Regions from separate parts of the Homo sapiens genome. Here region 2 is linked to region 1. A link is a contact called in ENCODE Hi-C data. All regions are on one chromosome and are shown on one strand. Each heading gives the region's core, a stretch centred on a gene start or an enhancer-like site at or near the end of the contact. The rest is flanking DNA. Distances are from core to core; before and after follow the strand shown. Region 1 holds the start of UVSSA (UV stimulated scaffold protein A). Region 2 holds the start of ZNF718 (zinc finger protein 718).

Region 1 (4,162 bases), core at 1,495-3,994:
TCATTTGAACCTGGGAGGCAGAGGTTGCAGTGAGCCGAGATCACACCACTGCACTCCAGCCTGGGCGACAGAGCAAGACTCTGTCTCAAACAAAAACAAACAAGAATATCGTCTAACTCTCATCATGATTTATCTTGGCTTTCTAATCTTATCCAGCATTCAACAAATATTGAGCACCTGCTTTTTGTCTGGCTTCATGAAACAAAGATCCCTATTTTCAGGGACTGTATGTTTTAGGAGTGAAGAGAAAAAAGCGAATCACCTAGTAAGACAGTAAGTCTGTGTGACACAAGGGCCAGAAGTGCCCTGGGAACAAGCACGGCAGGTTTAGAAAACGGATGGGGGGTGTTGAGCCAGGGAGGTGAGCGGGTGCAGAAGTATTTGCTCAGGGTGAGACATGAGCAGTGGCTGGAAGGAGGCAAGGAACTCTGTGGATACTGGCAGAAGCTTCCCGGCAGAGGGATCCGCTCCCCAGAGGCCGTGTGGCAGCAAGAGCAGGCTGGAGAAGTCAACCGGTGGGATGCAGGGGGCAGCAAACACAGGCCACGACAGGTTTTGCCTTGCCCTGGGATGGGAGCCGTCGGAGGATTTTGTGTAGAGGAATCCTGTGATCCGACCTTAGACTTTCAAAGGTCCCTCTGGTTGCTGCATGATGGTCTAGGGGTACCAGGGTGCAAGGGAAAGACAAGGTGACGGCAGTGACCTGCTGCAGGGGTGGCCAGGAATTGGCAGTGGCAATGAGGCAGTGGGACGTGCTCAGATCTGGATGTGTTCTGAAGGTAGGGCTGTCAGGATTTGCAAACCAAATGGGCATGGAGTGAGAGGAAGAGAGAAGCCCAAGTGAGTCAGATAATTGGTCCAAGCGAACAGAAGGATGCAGGGCAGGCCCAGGCACGGTGGCCCAGGCACGGTGGCTCACGCCTGTAATCCCAGCACTTTGGGAGGCCGAGGCGGGCGGATCACCTGAAGTCAGGAGTTCGAGACCAGCCTGACCAACATGGTGAAACCCCGTCTCTACTAAAAATTCAAAAATGAGCTGGGCGTGGTGGCGGGTGACTGTCATCCCAGCTACTCGGGAGGCTGAGGCAGGAGAATCGTTTGAACCCGGGAGGCGGAGGCTGCAGTGAACCGCGATCGTGCCACTGCACTCCAGCCTGGGTGACAAAGCGAGACTTTGTCTCAAAAAAAAAAAAAAAAAAAAAAAAAAAAAAGGCTGCAGGGCCATCAGCGGATACAGAGGGCAGTGGACGGGCAGCTTGGCTGTGCTGTTGAGCCTGAGGGCTGAGAGGACACCCCGGGGCAGTGTAAAGGAGACTGGACTTAGCAATTGGTAAGAAAAGTTGGATAAAGAGAGGGTTTTGTTAGTATGGGAGAAACGGCACCCTTTTATACTAATGAGAACTAGTAACAACAAAAAAAACCACGCTGTAGAAGACAGAGGGAAACTGCTGGATGGGTGCCTTGGAGGAAGCCACAGGCCGGGGATTGGATGCACAGGGCAAGGGGCGCTGAGGGAGGGTCTGGCTGCAGCTTGCTCAGTGAAGCAAGAGGCAGGGTGAGGAAGGGGTGAGGCGGAGGAGCGGCTCGGGGCTGGCTGCAAGCTAGGAGCTGGGAGCCACTGACGCCCAGGGACAGAAGCTGGTGCTGCAGAGAGGGGCGGCGCAGGGAGTCCCTCTTCTTTTCCTTTTTAAAATAATTGCTTTACTGAGATATAACTCACACATCCTGAAACCCACCCTGTAAAAACACGATTAACAGAGTTGTGAGCTACCACCACCGTAATGCAAGGGCACGCCCATCCCCCCGAAAAAGAAACCCCGGCCCGCCGCCGGCGGCCCCCGCCCTGCACCCAGCCCCGGGAGCCCAGTCGGGCGTCTGCTCTGCGTGGCCTGTGCCGGGCGCCCCGCGAGTGGGGTCCACACCACGCTCCTCCGAAGCCACGGTTTCCCAAGCGCGGTCTCCAGGTCCGTCCGTCCGCAGCCGACCTCGCACTCCCCTGCGTTCGAGGCTGCGGACTTCGGCGGCAGGACGGACGGCGCCTCTGCTTCTCATTCCGCCCAGGGCCAGCCCGGGCCCAGGGGTACCTGCTGTGCGTCTGGCGCCGAGGTGGGCCCCGAAGACCCCCAAGCCCGCCCAGGGATTCCCTTCCCGAGGCCGGAGCGGGGAGGCGCCGCGGGGTTCAGGGCGCCCTGCGCGGGGCGAGCTCGGGGGCGGGGGCCCGCGCCCGCCCGTCTGGGCGGTCCTCACCGGCCCTCTGCAGGTGAAGGGACCTGGCTGCGAGCCCGCGGGCGGGCGTGGCGTTGAGGCCCAGACCGGAACTTCCTTTCGGCCTCAGTTTCCCGGCCGGCCCCGCCCCCGGCGCCCGTACATGCGGCCCCTTTAAGGACTTTCTGCGCCCTCCCGCCTCTTTTTTCTCGTGCGTCCCCCTCCCCACCCCCGGCAGCCTGCCTCGCCCTCGCCGGGAGCGCGCCTACGTCACCGCGCAGACCTCGGCCGCGTCTTTGCGCCTGCGCCTCCTGGGCTGGGGTGAGCCATTGGCTGTCGAGCTCAGGGCACGTGCTAGGGGGCGGGGCCTTGACCGGAAAGGGTGGGGCAACGGCGAGAAAGGCCGCGTCGAGCGGTAGGTGCAGTCGTCGCTGTGGTGACCCCAGGTCCTGATGCGTCCGGCCCAGGGCCAGCCAATGGCGGTAGAGGTCTTGGGCACCTGACAAGAGGGGCGGTCCCCCCGCCGGAAGGGGCGGGGCGAGGCGAGCGGCCGCGTCAGCGGTAGGTGGGGCTGTGGTTACGCTGCCGGGCGGGGGTCGCGCCGGTTCGGTCCCCGGGGCTCTGCGGGCGCCGGGCAGAGACCTGCGGCCAGGGCGTGTCCCGTGTGCCCGAGAGCGCCGGCGGCGGGGCCGGAGGGCGGGCCCTGGGCCGAGTGACAGGCCGCAGCCCCCCGAGCACCGTCGAAGCCGGCGCGCCCGCCCGGTGCAGCCGCTGTGCGAGAGCGACCCCGCGGTCCAAGCCTCGCGTGGCCCTGCCGGGCCCCTTCTTTCCCCGAGTAGGGCGCAGCTTCCCAGCCTCCGCCCCGGCCTCGCCTGGCGCTTCCTTCCGGGTCCTTCGGCCTTTCCCTGGCGGTGCGGCAGGCCCTCGCCTCATCCCACCAGGCACGCCGCGGTGCTCGGCCCTGGGTATCCGGGCAGGCTGCCTCCGTTAGGGCCGCCCCTGCTCTCCGGACGCGACTTTTCATTGGTCTCAGAATTTCTTGGCTCCTCTTGGCCTCTGCAGCCTTGCTGGAGGCTGCCCTGCGGAATCTGAGTGAATAAGGGAAACAGCAACAGTCACGTTGGGGAAAAGCTGATTCGGACAGCGCCACTGGTTCCTTTAACGCACGACCCTCAATGCAGCGTCCCACACACGGGATTGTAGAGGTCCCGAGTTTAAGGTTCACTTTTAAAACTGCAATCACCGCCGTAAAGGCCTTGCTGGACACACATATTTCCCAGAGAGGCACCCACAGATGGACCCCAGCCTCAGGGTCCTCCCGGAGCTTTCGGTTTATAGTGGAACCCAGTAAACACGTTAATAACACCGAGAGCTATAAAATACAGATGGTGATATAGCATCTCTGCCTTACTTATTTCTAGATATGGATCAGAAACTTTCGAAGTTGGTAGAAGAGCTCACAACTTCAGGAGAACCCCGACTAAATCCTGAGAAAATGAAGGAACTGAAGAAAATTTGCAAGTATGTCTTAGGGTTCAGTAACAGTAACTGACTGGCCCACTGAGCCCAGGACACACACAGGGCCCTGCCCTCCTGCCCCCACCTGGGAGAGAACCACCCGAGGGACACACCCAGGACATTTTCTCGGGGCCCTGCAGTACCCGGCTCTGACGGGTGGTCATGTTCTGGGGTCGGGGCGTGTGGCGTTGGGGACCCCACTGCTCTGTGGTTGGTGCTTCTCTTCATTCCCATTTGTGTGGTCTGGAGCACATCCTGTAGGAGTTCTTGAGTGCACAAATGTGATTCAGAGAGAAACGTGCATCTTTTTCTTTGCTGCTGGACTTTTCGAAGGGAAAGAATAGAGCTTGCTGATGGGCGAGTTGGTCCATCGCCTTTAGGGTATGTCCACCTCTGTTCACTTCCTCCAAGGAAAACGCCGGAGGGGATCTCTGCCGTC
Region 2 (4,233 bases), core at 1-2,500, 1.2 Mb before region 1:
ACAGCATCGAAGGGGACCCCAGTTGGTTGCCACTGCTGGCTGGGGTGGTCAGCTTTTATTCCACCTCCCATTTCCCCTTAATTGTGCCCTCCCGTGTTCCGTTTTTGTCCTATCACAGTGCCCTTTTTTCAATCCTCCCTGCAATTGGCTACTTTTAGGATCCTGCTGATTGGTGCATTTTACAGAGTGCTGATTGGTGCATTTTACAATCCCCTTGCTAGCTACAGAGCACTGATTGGTGCGTTTTTACAGAGTGCTGATTGGTACATTTTACAATCCTCTTGTAAGACAGGAAAGTTCTCCAAGTCCCCAGTTTACCCAGGAAGTCCAGCTGGCTTCACCTCTCAATTATATATTGATCACATATTAAAACAATAATATTTTGGATATAGTAGGCTAAAATTATCACAAACAATCTCACTTGTTTTTATTATTTTCGATGTGGCTAATAAAAAATTGAAAATTCACTAATAGCTAACATTTTATTTTTTAGAGGATTACTTCCTTCTTAAAATCTCATGTGTCCTACTCAAAAGACCAGAGGCCAGAAAGGTTATAAAACATTAAAATAATTGTCATTATATTGTTTCCGTTTGTGAACAAGTTTGTGTATGCACGCGTGCATGTGTACGTGTGTGTGCATGTGCGTGCATGCATGCGTGTGTGTATAATTTATATTATAAATGGACCTAACCTTACATACCACAAGGTTAAAAAAATGACCACTGGGCTGTACCAAGCCAAGCACAGAGATAACACCCCAGCCTGGGCCGGGCGTGGTGGCTCACGCCTTTAATCCCAGCATTTTGGGAGACATAGGCGAACAGATACCCTGAGGTCAGGAGTTCAAGACCAGCCTGGCCAACATGGTGAAACCCTGTCTCTGCTAAAAATACAGAAATTGGCCGGGTGTGGTGGTGGGCACCTGTAATCCCAGCTACTTGGGAGGCTGAGGAGAATCGCTTAAACCCGGGAGGCAGAGGTTGCAGAGAGCCGAGTTCGCGCCACTGCACTCCAGCCTGGGCGAGAAGAGCCAGACTCAAAAAACAAACACAAAAAACCTGCCTCAAAGTACCAGGAGGCCAGAGCCTGTCACTCTCGCCTCATTCAGTGCTGTGTATGGTTGCAACTTCTGTCACTCAAGGCCTGAGGCGGGAGACTTACAGCTCTATCCAATTAGAGCGCTGGATTGACAACTGCCGAATGAGGCGCGCAGCAGAGAGGAGGGTGCGGCATCCGGGATCTGGCGCGGCTTTTGCTTGTAGCTCCAGCCAGAGCTCGGTTAGGGCCTCATCGCTCTGCTCCCGCTCCTTAGGGAAGCCTCGGTGATTCTGCCACAGCCTCAGCCTCTGTGGCTCTGTGACCTGCCGGTATTGGATGATTCGTATCTAAGACTCTGGGACACTCCTGAAGTCGGGAAATGGTGAGTGTGCAGGGCAGGGCGTCCCAAGGCTGTGGAGGCCTCATCGGAACCGGCGGGAAATGGCGGCGGTGGGAGGAGTCTGTGAATGGAGTTCCCGCTCAGCCCTCTGTCCTCAGTCCCCTCCGGTGAGGGACCCGCGCTCTTGTCAGTCCCCGTACAGCGGCTCTGGCCCAGCCTGCAGCCCTCCTTGTGCAGCTCTGCGCCGGTAGCCCTGCACTTTCCCCGGGCTGTGGAGTGAGTAGGAGCTCATCCGGAAGACACCGCGGCGGCCTGCGCGGTGCCGGCGTGGGAGGAGCTGTGGTCCGGAATCCCGTCCCTACTTTACCCTGTTCAGAATGAGATTGAGGCCCCATCAAAACATGGAGTTCATGTGAGCAAACAGGACTTATTAATGGGAAAGCTCTGCCGTGGCTCGTGGTTTGGGGACTGCCAGCGGGTCTTGAAGGAAAGGCTTTTGTGAGGTGTGTGAGGAAGCGAAGCAAATCACCTGCCTGCGCCAACTTTGCCGCCAGTCCCCTTGCCCTGTGCGCCTCCTCCGCGTGGCTGTTCCTGAATACGCTGGTGTCTGTTCGCATCTTTTAGAATACGCTGGTGTCGGTGCGCACAGCGCTTCTCTTAGTTCTGTGAGTAGTTCTGCCACATTATTGAACTTGAGGAGGGTGTGGGCGTCCCTGGTTTGTAGGCAGGGGTTCAGAAATGAAGACGGGTGTCCAGAGGCAGGGACTGGCGTCTGCAGGAGAGCAGCTGCGGGAAGAGTGCTGAGCTTGTGGGGTCAGCGCTGACTCTGGGTGGTGTCGTTAGTGAGTTGCTGGACACCCCGTTGGGGTTGGAGCATTGACTGGTGTTGAGGAAACTCCGCAAGTTTTCTGTCAGAAGAAAGACATGGCCGAGTCTGGGTTGGAGGAAGTCACCTGGTGTCCGCAGGAGGCGCGGCCGGGTTCTGCACAGGCGCTGTCCCGCTGGGCACTGTCCTCTTCCTCCAGGCCTCCTCCCGGGGAGAAAGGGGACTGGGAACTTAGAGGAAAGCAGTTCTAAGAAACATCCCTTCCCCGCATCCTGCTGCCAGCCCCCACCCAATGCTAACCCACTCCTGAGCACGCCCACTGGGCATTCGCACGGCCACACCTGGCCTAAGACAGGGTTCTACCCTCAGGAATTGTGCCCATGGCAGTTTTGCTCCTACAGTTTTCTGCCAAAAGCACACGCAGTGCCCAGAAGACTCCTGGCTCATCTCAACCCCAGATCTGTTTAGCAGGAGCCCGTTTCCTTCTCCAACCCAGGCTTCTGGACCATCTGATCTTAATCTCCTATGCCTTTATGGACTCAGGAATCAGTCAGTGCGTAGCCCTGCCTGGGCCTGTACCTGTAGCACAAACCAGTCCTTTCATCAGTTGTGCCCTGCCCCCACCCCATGGCTCTTGATAGCTCCTTGCTGTCTTGTGCTTTTTCCTTCCCCACAAATCCTCTTTTCTGTGCATACAGTGTGCCCAAGTTCATCCCTTACGTGCCTACAAGAATTCAGACGTTAGGGAATTCAAGACCATGCCTTAGACCTGGCTGTTGTAGGAGCAAATACAAATTAGAAGAGGCTTAATGATTTCTCTTTAGAGTGAGGGAAGAATTTTTGCTCTTCTCCCTTTTCTTAAAGCATTTAGGTGGAAAATTTTTATAATTATTTTCACCAGTTTTTGAAATATATGTAAATCATTTTTATCAGTTAAATAGGTCATTTGTCTTTTTTGACTCAGACTTGTCTTTATCTAGGACTTGGGAACTATTGCTTTGAAATGTGAATAGCAAGAATATATCCCACAGTTTCTGTAGGAGGGTGGGAGGCTGCCTTCAGCAGGTACCTGGCTCCACATTGTGGGTCTACGTCCTGTCATGAAGATGTGGGAAGTTTATTTTTCTTTTGAATATTACCAATTAGAAAACCCAGATTACCTCCCAAATTACTAGGTGAAATAATAAACTGTGTAAATGGTGCTTTCAAGTCTTCTACTTAAGAACTAATGGTGACTTTTTTTCTGTGTTTGCAGTCTCTTAGTAGATTGCCTGTGATGCACATCACATTTTGGTTTAATTATATAACAAAACATTTTCTTGCTGTTCTATTATGGTGGAAAATTTTTTTAGGATTGGAGATAATTTTTCTCTTTTTTTTTTTTTTTAAGACGGAGTCTTCGCTGTGTCGCCAGGCTGGAGTGCAGTAGTGCGATCTCGGCTCACCGCATTCTCCACCTCCCAGGTTCAAGCGATTCACCTGCTCAGCCTCCTGAGTAGTTGGGATTACAGGCGCGCCACCACACTCAGCTAATTTTTTTGTATTTTTAGTAGAGACGGGGTTTCGCCATGTTGGCCAGGATGGTCTCCATCTTCTGACCTCATGATCCACCGGCCTTGGCCTCCCAAAGTGCTGGGATTATAGGCGTGAGCCACCGTGCCTGGCTGAAAATTTTTCTTTTAGTCATATTTTCCATGCACTGTTTAGAAGTACTGGACGTTATATACAAAGTGCCCACCAGGCTTCACTTGAGAGAAAAACCTTTCTTCTCAGGATTCCAGCCACAACCCACAATTGTATGACAAAGTGCAGCAAGGTGCTCCCCAAATCTGCAAACAAAATAGTCTCTCTATTTGGGATCTACAGTCCCTTCTAGAGCAGTTAGACTAGATTTCTACAAAAATCACTTCAGGACAGCAATCAGTTATTTCACCTCCTTCAGTGCTCCTGTCATCTTCAGATCTGACACGGATTCAGAGATCACGGGGCCCATAAACCCAACCAGGATCATACATGTGCATTGATT

What was found. A loop is a pair of places that touch in the nucleus more often than their neighbours do. Pooled maps may share reads with other maps.
Region 2: a loop to region 1 is called in a pooled map, with 17 times the contacts of the local background. The contact joins the promoter of ZNF718 here to the promoter of UVSSA in region 1. A Hi-C loop is called at or near these places in 11 of 50 pooled maps.

Annotation. Positions count from the first base shown.
Region 1 is chr4:1,344,464-1,348,625 of GRCh38, forward strand. UVSSA (UV stimulated scaffold protein A) reads left to right here and starts at 2,745. Exons shown (of 14, transcript NM_020894.4): 1 at 2,745-3,297; 2 at 3,627-3,726. The coding sequence starts at 3,629. RefSeq lists enhancers at 462-985, 986-1,508, 3,354-3,433 and silencers at 1,804-1,893, 2,114-2,443, 2,684-3,123.
Region 2 is chr4:123,251-127,483 of GRCh38, forward strand. ZNF718 (zinc finger protein 718) reads left to right here and starts at 1,251. Exons shown (of 4, transcript NM_001039127.6): 1 at 1,251-1,423. The coding sequence starts at 1,421. It overlaps LOC124900641, which reads right to left and starts at 2,341. Exons shown (of 1, transcript XM_047416469.1): 1 at 1-2,341. The coding sequence starts at 1,998. The coding sequence ends at 1,522. RefSeq lists enhancers at 1,236-1,675, 1,966-2,165, 2,426-2,485.